2 separate regions of the Homo sapiens genome follow, and region 2 is linked to region 1. A link is a loop called in an ENCODE intact Hi-C map of the cell type or tissue named here. Cell type or tissue: dorsolateral prefrontal cortex. All regions are shown on one strand. Region 1 overlaps DICER1 (dicer 1, ribonuclease III). Region 2 overlaps CLMN (calmin).

Region 1 (4,000 bases):
ATGTCAGCAAGAAAACAAATTAATTCTGGCTTTACTAAAAGCTGATGAGAATAAGCTAAGAAAATACCCGAGGCATGACACTTCTTAATTACTTAACCCTGCTGGGTAAGTCAGCGGATCTCAGGACAGGGCTGCTGACGGTGGCCCAAGTTCACATACATTATAATGCAGTGCTGACTACATAGCTAATACCAAAATTATACATAAAACAATCCAACACTGTAGGGCCTTTTTAAAAATACTATTCATTTGATCTATTTCTTCTGACAAGAAAACTCATCTCTTCCTTGGGCTTTTTATGTATTAACTGTAGAGTATCAGAAAATGAAGTTAGGCAAATTTTTAAAAAATCACATATAATCCTATCACTCAAAGACAGCCTTTATTAACATTTTGATACACTGTATAATTCCTAGACTCTTTTTCTATGCATAAATACATAGAAACATATATACATTTATATTTTTCAATACAAATAAAATCACACAACACTGGTGTATATTAGGGTATGTGTGTATCTGTGTTTGTGAGATAGCCTGATTTTTATCCCGTTACTGTAAAGAGAATATCTGTCCGAGTCAATATGAGCCAATATCATCATTTGTAATGGCTACCTCATTATGTGAGTGAACCATAATTAAATGGACATTGCTGCTAGGCTTTCAATATTAACACAATCCTTCAGATTATGGTCTTGCAGTTCCTGAGGTTCAATGAAAAAGAACTGCATCTGTAGTTAAAAGGTACAAAAATGCTGGTAAAAGAGACAGTTATATTTAATAGAGAATCAGAAAATAAAGAATGTATCTATTAATTAAACAGGATGCCAGGCAGTACTATGCTTTTCTTTTTTTGTAGAGACAAGGTCTCACTATGTTGACCAGGCTGGTCTCGGATTCCTGGCCTCAAGTGATCCTCCTGCCTCAGCCTCCTAAAATGCTGGGATCACAGGTGTGAACCACCACACCCAGCCAATACTATGCTTTTAGAAACACTTATCATTAACGACTTTATCACATGAAACTAGTCTCACGTGAAAATTTGGTATGAGGAAAACATGCATTTTGGGAAAATGGGTAACATTCATGATTTTTTAAAAACATGATTCTGAATCTTGAAAATGCTAAGCTGGGTGCAAAATTTTATAAAGTAAAAACTTGGTAAAACTGCATAAGCAAAACCAAAGAAACACATATTTAGGCTAACATACAGGCACAGCAGTCCCCGCTTATCTGCAGCCTCCATGGTTTCAGTAACCTGAGGTCAGTCACGGTCCAATAACAGGTGTGTACAGTACAGTATTTTGAGAGAGACCACATTCACATAACTTTTATTACAGTATATGGTTACAATTGTTCTATTTTGTTATTACTGTGCCTAATTTATATCTTAAACTATCATAAATATGTACAAACGTATTTTAAAAAGCATAATATATGCTGTAAGTCCTCACTTAATGTCTTCGGCAGGTTCTTAGAAACTGGCTAAGGGAAACAACCAATTGGTAGAAAGAAACCAATTTTCCCACAGGCTAATTGACATAAATCAGTTAAATTCCTCCAGCACATTTCTGATCACAAAAACATCACCAAATTTCTAAATTAAAAAAAAACACTTTTAATATTAAGCATTAAAATAAATGTGAGCTATAGATACACTTAAGAAAGATGAATAAAAACAAGGAAGATGATTATTCACCCACTTATTCCAGTTCAGGGCCAAGGGTGCCAGAGTCTATCCTGGCAGCTCAGGGCCCCATGCAGGAACCCATCCCGGACAGGACACCACTCTGTGGCAGGGCACACGCACATGCATCCCCATGCTCACTCACAGTGGGGCAGTGCAGACACGCCAGTTCACCTGATGTGCACAGTTTTGGGATGTAGTAGGAAACCGGAGTAAGCAGACATGAGGAGAATGTGCCAACCCCACATAGAGACAGTGGCCCTGGCTGGGAACGATTTTTTTTTTCCTTGTCAACGTTCTAATGAAACAACGTTGAGCTGCTGGAGGATCGGTACTATCTGCAGTTTCCACTGTGGGTCTTGGAACATACCCTCCAAGGGTAAGCGGGACTACTACACACAGCAAAATTCTGCTTTTGCTTGGGGTTCTTATGAGGTAAAAATATTAACAAATATTTTAAAAATAAATACTTCAGCCAAGTTTGTCTATTACTAGAAGTTAGATTTAGAGATGCTTTCATGTGTGAACTCTGCTAGGATGCCCACAGATTGAGCTGGAAACACTCCATGGAAATAACTTATTTCGATTCCCAATGGCCCACACTGGGAATCTGACATAACTCCTGACAGATATTTGTGCTTCTACCTTCCAGTGTACCTGTCATCTTGAGAGGGCATCTTTTCACTTGCTTATTTTATCACACAAATCCTCTTCTGTCTTAGCCCCAAATCATAAGTAAAACAAGAATCACACCACTAAACTGAATGAAACAAAGAATGTCTATTTAAATGAAATAATCTCATTCTGGATAGAATATGACAGATGGGTCCAAGAATCCTTTTGAGAAGAAAAACAAAAGCAACCTCTGAAGTGGAAGAGCACACATTCTACATTAGGAAGGAAAGAGGCTGATCTGAGAGAAGCTGTGAATCGGAGAAAGGAGCTGAGATCCAGAGTGGGCCAAACTGTAAGGGTGTGGGAAGCCAGCCAAGCAGAGGAACTGAGATTTGATGTAGCGGAAAACAAAGTCAGAAATGCTAGGTTTTTACTCTGTTCTAACCAATACTAACTGCTTTTGGGTAGCACTGCCTTCGTTTCGTGGAACCTGGTCTTCCTGGAACACTGGTCTCTTCTTCATCATGCAAATCAAGCTCCTCTTCATATTTAACAGTCTCTTTCCCAACTGGCATCAAATGGTCATCCAGTTCGCCTAACAAATTTAAAGAGAGAATTAACACAATCCAGATTTTGCCTGATTAATTAGTAAAGAATTTAGAACAGAACTATGTTAGAAGGACCTGGAAAAGTAATGGAAACTAAAGCACCTTTGCCTTTTACAATTTAAAAGTAATCAGATTCACACTTCAGGCAAAGTCTATTTTGGCATCCATATATTCCAATATGAGCTGGACTGCAAATTCTGTTCTAAGGTTCAGAAACAAAAACATCTAAACATGACATCACCACATATCAATGCTAAATAAAATGGCCATAGAAAATGGGTCCACTTATACAGGAGCAGGATTGAGAAAAAAAAAAAAAAGAAACTGAGTTCATTTTTTAAAAAAGGATTAATTTCTATACTAGTATAGACTAATTTGAGAGACTGACATATTAAAACACAAGTGTTCATGGTGCATGATTCAACAATTACGAAAAGACCTTTATGTACTTAAAAGGAGTCATTAAAGAGAGCAAATAAATGACAGTTGTTTGCAGTCAAGCTATGGAAAACAAAGAGCTCCCACAACAATGTAGGATCTTCAAGTTACTAACACTTATGTTTATATTCACCAAAGCACATTAAGATCAGCAAGTGAATAGCTCTACAAAATCCTTACAGATCTATAAAGTCCTCTATATGCTTTTTTTTTACAATGGTTGCAATTTATTTTCATTCGTATATGCTTTTCAAACATCCTTACCAATTTTGTGCAGTTTCTCACAGCAAATGAGAGCTACAACTCTTTCAGCCAATCGTACACAGCTCATTGGTGGACCCTGAAAATAACAAAAACCTTTCCATTATATATGCACATCGCTGTATTACCTCTAGCACATGAAACACCTATGAAACCACTGCCCCAACATTTTTAAAGTTCAATTTACCAAAACAAAATTCTTTATTTTGAAAAATTCCAGCAAGTTTTTAAAAATTCTAATCTCCATATTTGAAATATTCATCTTTAAAAGTCCTGCCTAGTAAAAACTAAGTCATAATTAAGATTTTACAATTTTGATGAATTTAAATTTCAGTAAGATTTTAAAGTATCTTATTTTTACTAATCAATAAATATGTAACAAAAAGAAAGAT
Region 2 (4,000 bases), 86 kb after region 1:
ATTTACATCTCTTATTGCCCAAACCGGATATCCGATCGGACTGTGCTTAATGATAAGGTTCCAATCTGCTTGTCTTCTATCCAAAAGTATAGCTGTTGCATGCCAGTAATTTCAAAGCTCTGGGCTGGGGAGGAGGAAGGATGGAAAGGAATTGATTAGCAGGGGCCGTGCGGAAAGAGAAGAAATTCACATACTAACCGATTCCGAAGACCTATGAGTATGTCGTCGAAGGTAAATGCTGGAGTCACTGTGACTAGTCCTGAAAAACAAACACATGTTTTGAATTGGTACCACCTGGAGCTCTTCATGGCTCAGTTGTACGGTCACCCCCATCCTGGGGTTTCCACGTATGGGTTTAGGCAAGCGACAACTTCACAGCCAGGGACAGAAATGACAGATTTTATATCTAACATGCCTACTTTGGTTGGACAGTGCTTACAAATAGGATGGATATTAGTGATACACACATTGGGCCCTCATCTACAAGAAAAATCAAAGTCAGGATTTTAAATAGAAAGCAAGGCACATATTCTTAAAAATCAAAGCATTTGGAGCAGGAAGTAACCCAAGCATCCTGATGTGCTGGGACTCACCAGAGGTTCTCTGCAATTAGTCAGACCTGGGCCTAGACCAGGCTGCCCTGACTCTCTCTACCTGCGTCTGAGGTCCAAAATGTACAAGTGGGAATGCTTGCCTCGCACTTTTCACATTCCACCCAGTCCTAGCGGAATGGAGGGTAACGTCCTATTTCCTTGAAGGATGGAGCCCCGCCTGAATCACCCCTGTGGCTGACCTCTTTCTCCCTCTCCTGAAGTCCCCAGGCCTAGCAGACTCCATTGCATAGTGGCTGCTCAAGGACTCTTTGAGAATTAATCTGCTTAGGGAGAAGCTGAGCAGTTGGGCAAATCCCCTGCACTGTTTGTCCAAAGTGCTCACCTGCACTGACAGCAGAGCCCAGCGACATGAGAAGATCATAGATGACTGCTAGACAGTCACACCCAGGGGCAGGGACAGGCACGCTGGGAGTCAAAGGCCAAGTGGGCAGCAGCCTTCTGTTGTGCCTTGGCCCTCCTCCCCCTGCCTCTGTTTCCCCAAAGTCCAGGCACAGAAGCAAGGCAGAGGGAGGTGGAAAGCCAGGCACCTGCCAGCAACTCCTCTGGCTCTGTCTGTATGGGCTTCTCCCTACCCCTCCCCAAATGCATACCTCAATAGTTTTCTGTTGCAGCTTGTATTACATCATCACAGGCAACAAGGGGGCACAAAAAGAATGTGGAATGTGGAGTGGGACACATCTGAGTCCAAGACTCCCTAAGCTGGGGAAGTTACCTGGCCCCCTGACCTTCTTTGTCTGCCATATGAGGCACAGTCCCACCAATGTGTCTATAGGTGACGTGAGAATGAATGAGAAAATGAATGTGAAGTTCCTGGGCACAGTAAGGGCTTGATCAACACTGACTGACTATTGTGACGATGAGAGAGGGGAGAGACCAGGGTCTTCTGATTTTCAGCAGTTACACATTTTCCCTGGGACAAATCTGGCTCATCTGGTGGCCTTGGAGTGACAGAGCAGAGGTGTGCTATGAGATTCCTGTAGATCAGTTAAATCTCATTATCCTCCCTGCTCCCTCCTTCTCCCAAGCTAAATCAAGCATCCCTACTTCCTTGGAATGGGAATTGTGGAAGAAGCCATAATATTAATGAGATGTCCAGCTTCCACGTGCCAGACATTAATGGTCTCCTTGGTGGAAAGGTGGATATGCTTGAAGTCATTAAGATGCTTATAAAGTGAAGTCTGGTCAACCTGTAGTTGTCTGGGGGCCAGAAGGCAGCCAGCAGAGGCTCCAAGTCTACCGCGTTCACCCCCACGCCTACCTATGGTTCAGCCATCTGCTGCTCACTGCCAGCTTCCACCCAAAGGTTTGAAGACTGAGGAGAGAAGGCAAGCTTCCCATCCTTCCCTTTTTGCTCCTTATGAGGTCTGGTAATGATGAGGGTGGGTCGGGGAACCCAGGTGTAGAGAATGAGGATTGTGTATGAAGCTGTATTTCCCTTGCTGTCCAATCCCATGCCTGCACCTCCCACCCCATCAAATCAGAAACTGCAAATAACTCTCTAACTCTCTGGCTCCACCTTACGGGTGAAAAGAGATGAATAAAATACCTGGAAGGAATGCTGTAGTCGCTACTGTCTTCTTCTAGGTCATCTGAGGATTGAACACTTCCTGGTGCTACAAATAGTGAACTTTCTACGTGGTCCACATGTTTCCTTTTTTCCTTTTTTTTACTACTGATTGATTCTTTCGTTACATTTTCTTCTAGGGGGTTTGCTATGTTTTCCAGGTTTGGGGATTCCTGGGACTGAAAGACAGAACAACCAAATCCAAGTCAGTATGTCACGCTGCAGTGTAAAGTAGGTGACATCACCCAGCAGTGCTCTGCCCAGGCCCAGCCAGGGCGTCCCTTCCAATTCTGCCTGTTCCCTGATCCTCTTCATGAATCCCCTGCAGCACAGCCTGCATGAGAGACAAGTCCACCCCAACTCCGGCCCCTGGTACAGACTTCAAATGCTACAAATTGATGGAGTTAAAACAATATAGGTTCTAGAGTTGGCAAGATCTGATTTCAAATCCTGGCTGAGTCAGCTCTGTGACCTTGAGTGACTGATGTTATCTTTTTGAGCCTCAGTTTATTTGTTGGTGAAATGGGTACAATAATTATTAACCACATCCCACTATTCCACAGGATTTCCTATAAATAATGTCTCTAATTAGCTGTGTGTGGTAGTGCCTGTGGTCCCAACTACTCGGGAGGTGGAGGTGGGAGGATTGCTTGGGCCTGGGAGGCAGAGGTTGCAGTGAGCCAAGATCATGCCACTGCACTCCAACCTGGATGACACAGTGAGACCCTGTGAAGAAGAAGGAAGAAGAAGAAAAGAGGAGGAGGAAGAAGGAGAAGGAGGAGGAAGAAGAAGAAAGAAGAAAGGACAAGAAGAAGAAAGAAGAAAAGTAAAGAAGAAAAAAGAAGGAGAGAAGGAAGGAAGGAAGATAGAGAGAGAAAGAAAAAAGAAAAAAAGAAAGAAAGAAAGAAAGAGGAGGAAGAGAAGGGCTCTTACAGTGAGCAGTGGTTGAATCCTTCACAACCATCATCCAATTAAACAAAAGAATAAATCCTGGAAGCTAGGTGGGCCAAAGGGTGCAAAGGTGGCCTATAGGTTTGGAGAGGCACACGCACAGGCAGGTGTAGAGTTTTCAGGATGCCATCTTCACTGTGCCTTTGGCCAAAGGTGGATGGTAGTGCAACATGTCTAGCATGCATTGGTAATGAAGATTCTTTGACCTCTGTCTGCACCAGGCACTCTGAAACCCGTCAGCAAGGCTCCCGAGTGAAATGCAGGAGCACGGTCATTGTTGGAGCCACGTCTCAAGAATTCTTTTAGGGGCTGGAAGAACCTGTTCAACAGGTGTCAGAATAAGAGCATTAGAGCGGCCAGGCCATTGTGCCCCGGGAGAACAAAGCTCCATGCAGGAATGAAAAGCTGCGCTCAGCAATCTGAAATGATAGTCTCACAGGCTGCCCTCATCAATGGTCAAATGCTACTGTTTTTGAAAGATGAAACAAGCAGAGGGCTTATTTATTTTTTCAAGATCAGAAGAAAAACTTGCCATTTTCTAGTCCCTTTGGCTGGGAAAATATCTTTTTTTCTTTCTTTTTTTTTTTTTTTTTTTTTTTTGAGATGGAGTCTTGCTTTTGTCTCCTAGGCTGGAGTGCAGTGGCTTGATCTTGGCTCACTGCAACCTCTACCTCCCAGGTTTAAGTGATTTTTCTGCCTCAGCCTCCGGAGTAGCTGGGATTACAGGCACCTGCCACCACGCCTGGCTAATTTTTGTATTTTTAGTAGAGACAGGGTTTCTCCATGTTGGCCAGGCTGGTCTCGAACTCTTGACCTCAGGTGGTCCACCCACTTCAGCCTCCCAAAGGGCAGGGATTACAGGCGTGAGCCA

What was found. Hi-C counts contacts between places; a loop is a spot of excess contacts. Peaks named below come from ENCODE experiments on the same cell type or tissue, not always from the same donor. Only the 100,000 strongest peaks of a DNase experiment are listed, where the experiment ranks them.
Region 2: a loop joins it to region 1, with 3 times the contacts of the local background. A loop is called at or near these places in 10 of 110 quality-filtered maps.

What each region holds. Positions count from the first base shown.
Region 1 is chr14:95,108,561-95,112,560 of GRCh38, forward strand. DICER1 (dicer 1, ribonuclease III) reads right to left here. Exons shown (of 27, transcript NM_177438.3): 13 at 3,612-3,687; 14 at 2,757-2,896. Among named protein-coding and RNA genes, the nearest start is that of MIR3173, 27 kb to the right of the region's middle. In dorsolateral prefrontal cortex, no CTCF peak of the experiment used is centred here; a DNase peak (open chromatin) is centred at 1,839; H3K27ac peaks cover 2,488 bases.
Region 2 is chr14:95,194,338-95,198,337 of GRCh38, forward strand. CLMN (calmin) reads right to left here. Exons shown (of 13, transcript NM_024734.4): 10 at 2,161-2,357; 11 at 199-259. Among named protein-coding and RNA genes, the nearest start is that of DICER1-AS1, 39 kb to the left of the region's middle. RefSeq lists a silencer at 1,979-2,145. In dorsolateral prefrontal cortex, a CTCF peak has its summit at 2,159; no DNase peak of the experiment used is centred here.